2 separate regions of the Homo sapiens genome follow, and region 1 is linked to region 2. A link is a contact called in ENCODE Hi-C or POLR2A ChIA-PET data. All regions are on one chromosome and are shown on one strand. Each heading gives the region's core, a stretch centred on a gene start or an enhancer-like site at or near the end of the contact. The rest is flanking DNA. Distances are from core to core; before and after follow the strand shown. Region 1 has its middle 70 kb from the start of LINC02674. Region 2 holds the start of LINC02674 (long intergenic non-protein coding RNA 2674).

Region 1 (2,975 bases), core at 187-2,686, 70 kb before region 2:
CATGAGTGCAGAGCTGAGTGTGGGATAGAGAACCTGAAACCAGGGAAAGTGCTTCCTAGAAGCGAATCCATATTGGCTCTGGATAATTTTAATTATCCTAGAAGCAATTGTGTCTGGATCTGTTCCTGGGGGTCACAAGGGCCCCTCTTTGGGGAATAATAACGGCCACTCTCTCTACCAAATCTTGAAGTGTCTGCTTAATCATTTGTTTCCCACTATTGACAAAATAACTGATACCAAAAATTCCATGCTCAGAAATTATGCATGAAGGCAATGTTAAAGTCTGCGTTATCAGCCAATATAAAGTACATGGTATTATTTCCATGAAATAAAAACCCTGTTTACCATGGCCCCCACTCAACTCCCCAGTCTGGTGGGTTTTGTTCCACATCTGAGAACATCTCTCTCACTGGCTCAGGGAAATGCTGCCACTCCAATAACCTCATTATTTAAGATGCCCATTTTTAAAATATGGCTAAGAGATGGGTAAGAGTAATTCTCATCCAAACTTCCAAGCAAGTGAAAACTTTGCCATTTATTAAAGCCGGGCTGAAAAACCATCCACATCCGTCTGCACCAAGCAGTCCTGGAATCAGTGTTCACCCGGCCGCAGACTTGCCGTGGCTTTCTGGAACACCGCTGGCCAGTTCAGCACTGTTCATCTCGTATGTCAAACTCACTCAGGCTGTCAGCCTGAGTGCCCCACAGGCCATCAAAAAGAGGTACCAAACTCCATTATAACGTCTCTTAGCACTTTCTGCACTTCCACGCCATGCCAGTGGGATACCTGGCTGTGCGAAAGAGGACTGCAAATGGGATTAGAGACATAACATCATCTTGCCTCTCCCTCCAGCCGGGCGAGGGAGAAGGAAGGTCATGCCAAGCAATCAGTCACGTTCTTTGATTTTCTCAGAGGGCTTGTACCTGGCCTGTTGCCCCTTAAGTTCCACTTTGATGGATGAACCAACACTCCCCAAGCTAGGACTGCCACCTGGGGCCCCTCAGCTCAGGTAACTGGGGAAACTGAGTCATGGTGATGTGATTCAGAGCACCTCTATGCACAAGCAAGGTTCTGTCATCTTCTTCCAGGTTTTCTTCTTGAGTCATGGTGGTGATGTGTGTATGTGCGTGAATATATTTTCTTTCGGTTCCTCCTAGAACACGGCGGCCTAGAGAGAGGGTACATGGTGTTCCAGGAGGCAGAGGACAATCAGTTGATCAGGGCATCTGGGCCAGGCTGGCAGAAAAAAAAAAATGTCTCAGCAGTTTATAAAAGAAGAAATAAATAAACGGCATGATTTGAGTCATCAGCCTTGCCTGTCTGAGTTCACCAGAGAATTGACGACTCAGAGCTTCGCTTCATGCAATTTGGACCTTGCCCGAAACCTTCCAACTGTCCCAAGCAGCAAAGAATAGGCCCTCTGCTAATTACCCCAGGGGCCAGCTTTCTGCTGCTTTGAAGAGCTCTCTTTGATGTGATGCAATTCTGCTGCCAGGCCCGGCTGTGCCCAGATTAAGCACATAATGAGCAATTATCAGCCGGGCTCTAGGAGTGTGGCTGAGGCAGCCGAGTGGAAACCCGGTCTGCGCTGCAACTATTCCAAGCTGCCAGCACTCCTTCTGGGGCTGGAGTAATTCGTTTACCCTCTTCTCTCTGCACCCCTGCCCTCAGTGATGTCCTTCCCATCTGTAAAATGGAACCTAGGAGGCCTGGGGATCGGGGGAGGGGTGGGGTTTAGGAACTCTTCTTAGAATGCCCCCAGTGACTGGAGCAATCAATTTCCCGGACACACCACGCATGAGCAAAAACTCACAGCACTAGAATAACAGCTGGAAATACAACCTAGGATAGCACAGAGCCTAAGGGGGCAGGCTCTGCAAAGTCACCGATATGAGCTGTGTGACTTGTCGAGGGACTAATCTCTAACTTTGGTTTCCTCATCTGGAAGAGCAGGAGGATAAGAGAACTCGACTGTAGGGCTGTCGAGAGGGTCCCTGTCTCTGCATCAGCTGCTTCTCAATAAACACTCGCTGGTGGGATTATGATTACATTCACATGTATGATTGCGTGGGATCCTCGCTCCCACAACATACAATGGGGGGGGAGGATTAGTGGATTTGTTGTAAGAGAAGGCAACTGAGGCATAGGCAGACTGAGTGACTGGCAGGGCTGTCTGCCTTAAAGGCCAAAGAAGGAGATTTGAGAAGCATTTCAAAGACATTAGAAGGAAGCAATGGGCACTTTGGTGACATTTTTGTCCCACTTACTTCAAAAGGTCTTTAGAGACCAGACCTAGGGATCCATTCTGGTTTTGTCCACCAAAAGGCTGAGTCCTGTACTGACAGGTTTCCTCAAAGCACAGTGCAGGTCTCCCAGGAGGGGGGGAGGAAAATACCTAACCAGAGGGAATAGGGTTCTCTGTTTACAAAGAGCACAGGCTCTTCTTCCACCTGAAGGACCCTGGCCTTCCAAAAGCCTTCTCTTCCCTGCTTCCTAAAATTCCTTTTTTCCCCCTGCCAGACATCTAGCTTGAAAGACAAGGCTCTTTGGAAAGGGGCAGGGGACTGCCTGTCCCAGGTGGTTCCCTTAGCCTATCCCCAGGCCCCCATCTGCAGAAAGCCACCTCCCCTTGCCTCCCATGGGGGTCTTCCTTGAATTCCCATAATTCCCCTTGTGGGCCTTACAGACGGTCATGCAGACGGTTCTGAGGGGTCATGCAGACGGTTCTGAGGGGCAGTTTAAGGAGGCTGTGAGCATCCTAGGACAGAGACCACATCTTACTCATCTCTATCCCTCACAGGTACACAGTAGGAACTTTTTTTCTAAATTTAAGCCAAGGGCCTGCAATCATTTCTTGAGAGCAGGGATGGTAGAGAAAGGGTGGAGCAGACAGCCACGGTGGAGAATGCTGAGGAGAGGCCGCCTCACAGTTTTGTGGAAAGCCAGCCTTTGCCATCTTGGCAAGTTCTGGAAT
Region 2 (2,700 bases), core at 49-2,548:
AAGGTGTTGGGCACCTGCAGAGAACAAAAACACAAGGTCCCCATTCTCATGGAACTTACATTTTGGGGAGAAGAAGACAGACAATAAACGCTAAGCAAATGGCAACAAACATTCAGATCAAGATAAATATTAGGAAGAAAACAAAGAGCTTTATGAAAGTGAAGGGTGGGATGGTTGATGGTCTCATCCTCTCATCCAGAAAGGATGAGCTGAGGCCGGAAGTAGAAGCCATGACGGGCAGGGCAAGAGCTCTGCCTGCAAGTGCAAAAGTCCTGTGGCAGGGTCACGGTTAGGGAGGTCCAGGAAAATGAAGAAGATGGACATGGCTAAGGTGGAGTGACCCCTGCTAATATTTACTGGGCACTGTACTTTGTGCCAGGCCGCATTCTAAGCACTCTATTAGTAGCTCATGAAGTCTCATAAGGGCCCTTGAAGGTGGGGTTCCGTTAACTCCATTTACAGCTGGGAGGCCAGAGAGGTTAAGGAATCTGCTCCAAGTCACCATTTAAGGACAGGGCAGGCAGGATTCCATCCTGGCATTTCAAATCCAGAGCACTTTAGAGCAGACGCCCCGGCAAAAGCCCGAGAACATATTTCCCATGGGCCTCAGGAAGGAGTTTGGATTTTGTTCCAAGTACAAGGGGAAGTGGTCAGGGCCCACAGTCCTTCAGAGGTCAGTTCAATCGTTGTTAAGCACTCAGCCAGGTGCTACGTTCTATCCCAAAGCCCCTTCCTGCGTGCCAGGCTGCCTGTCGTGAGCCTGGGGTCGGGACCTTCGGCATGCGGCCCTCTCAGCCACAGGCGACCCCCACTTTCCCGGCCGGCCCTCTCAAAGATCTCCTCACCCCCGTGTCTCCTGTCCCACCTGAACTTCTCCCGCTTCTGAAAGAGAACTGGCGCCCTGCGCTCGGAGCGGCTCAGGTCTTGGGCTCTGAGAACCCAGGCGCGCCCGGGGCTGCGCAGAGCATAGCCCACCGCACTGCGCCCAGAGGGTGCTCGCAGAGGGGCCTCTCGCCGCCTCTCCCTCCGTGGCGCCGCAGTCTCCCGGAGCCCTCCGATGGCTCTCTCGCGGAGCGAATGTTGGCCGGATTAACCTGTTATCAAAGCGCGCCGCATCACCAACCCGCCCGGGGAACTCTTTGCGCCGGCAACTCGGCCTTGTATTTCCAGCGCCATAAGCCTCTAGTGTCCGCAGTGCCCACGCACTTTGCGCCCTGGCTTTAGCGTACAGACGCTGACCCCAGCAGAGACCCTGGCTCTGAGCGAGTTCCCAGCTCTGTGACACCCCCCACCCCCCCGCACGGTGACACCAGAACATTCCATCCTGGAACATCGGCGACCCTAGGCTTCCTAGCCTGGTGGTGGCGCAGCCTGATTGGCAGGTTCCCTCTTGGCTGGGGTGGGGGACCCGGGGAGAGTCGCTGTGCACAATTGCTGTTTTTACTCCTGCCATCATTAATTCAACTATTGACAGAGAAAGGAGGGTCCGCAGCAGCTTTGTGTCACGCACTCACTGTAATTTACTTGAAAAGAATTAAATCACAATTACCTGCCATTTGTTTTGCATAAAACGAGCCTGTAATCGCAGAGCTCTTGAAAGGACAACAGCCCCATTGTTGCCATATTAGAACAATATTTCTCAATTTGAAACTTAAAGCTTTAGAATTAGCAGCTTTGTTTGACGGTGGCCCAGGGATAGGCAAGACTGACACCCCAGCTCGGACTCCAGACACTACAGTTAACAAGCATAATTTTCATTCGTTGAAGTCTAGACCGATTTTTCAAATTGTTGCACTTATTGTACAAGTGTACCTCCCAAATGTTGGAAAAGAAAATGCAATCTTTTATCTGTTACCTAGCCCAGTTGATAACTTATCTAAATGCCATGAAAATTCCTGTTGCTGGAGTTAAAATCAGAACAAACTGTAATTAACCCACTTGAGACTTGTTTAAATGTCCAAAGAAATCACACTGTTTCTCAAATAAAGTTACTTCTGTTCTCATTTTCTCTCCTTTCAGATACGGTGGTGTAAATATGACTGATTAGCTTTTAAACCAAGGTTTTAAAATGTATTTAGAATATTCAGTTCTCCAAAATTACATCACTGTTAACTGGTGTGTTCAGCAAATTTGGAGCAGAGCTGGTTTTTTAACAACTTCTGTAAAAGTAAACTGATGCTTTGAGTGAGCTGTAGTTTCCATTAGCATTCATGGCTTTTTAGTAACAAAATGTAACTGTTCAATTAAGCTTGAGTATTAAAAAGAACCCAGTTACTAACTGTAAGAACCCTTCAACAGTCAGGAAAAACAGCAAATACAAAAATCCGGTTGGTAACATTGGAAGCTGTGTGCAGAGAGGGTAACAACCTGTTACAGCAACTTTTGCAAATGAAAATAAAGAGAAGTGGCAGAAAAGAAGGTTGAAAGTAGAAAAGATGAAGGAATAAAAAGGTAGAATTTTAAAAATCTGATTGACAAAAAGCAAGCTGAAATGCAGATTTAGTTCAGGGAATAATTAAAATGTAAAATAAGAAAACCTGATAACCCAGGAAAACAGGTCAGGGAAGGAGTAAAATGCCTTTACTGTTGTTACCATTGGACTCACCCAATTCTGAAAAGTACAATTTTATGATTGAAAGGTGACTCCTTTTTTAAGAGTTTTATTTTTTTAAGAAAGAGAAAAGGGTACTGGCTTTAAAA

The links. Hi-C counts contacts between places; a loop is a spot of excess contacts on that map. ChIA-PET counts read pairs that join two places held with the same protein, here RNA polymerase II (POLR2A).
Region 1: a loop to region 2 is called in a map of sciatic nerve, with 14 times the contacts of the local background. The contact joins the enhancer-like site here to the promoter of LINC02674 in region 2. A Hi-C loop is called at or near these places in 1 of 168 maps with a recorded cell type or tissue (sciatic nerve). POLR2A ChIA-PET finds 5 or more read pairs at or near these places in 2 of 52 experiments (K562 and MCF 10A).

The regions. Positions count from the first base shown.
Region 1 is chr10:117,803,097-117,806,071 of GRCh38, reverse strand. No RefSeq gene overlaps it. Among named protein-coding and RNA genes, the nearest start is that of LINC02674, 70 kb to the right of the region's middle. Within about 2 kb of position 1,436, at least 2 of the 41 ENCODE cell types and tissues checked have a DNase peak (open chromatin) inside an H3K27ac peak, as active enhancers do.
Region 2 is chr10:117,733,517-117,736,216 of GRCh38, reverse strand. LINC02674 (long intergenic non-protein coding RNA 2674) reads right to left here and starts at 1,298. Exons shown (of 3, transcript NR_187475.1): 1 at 866-1,298; 2 at 1-14.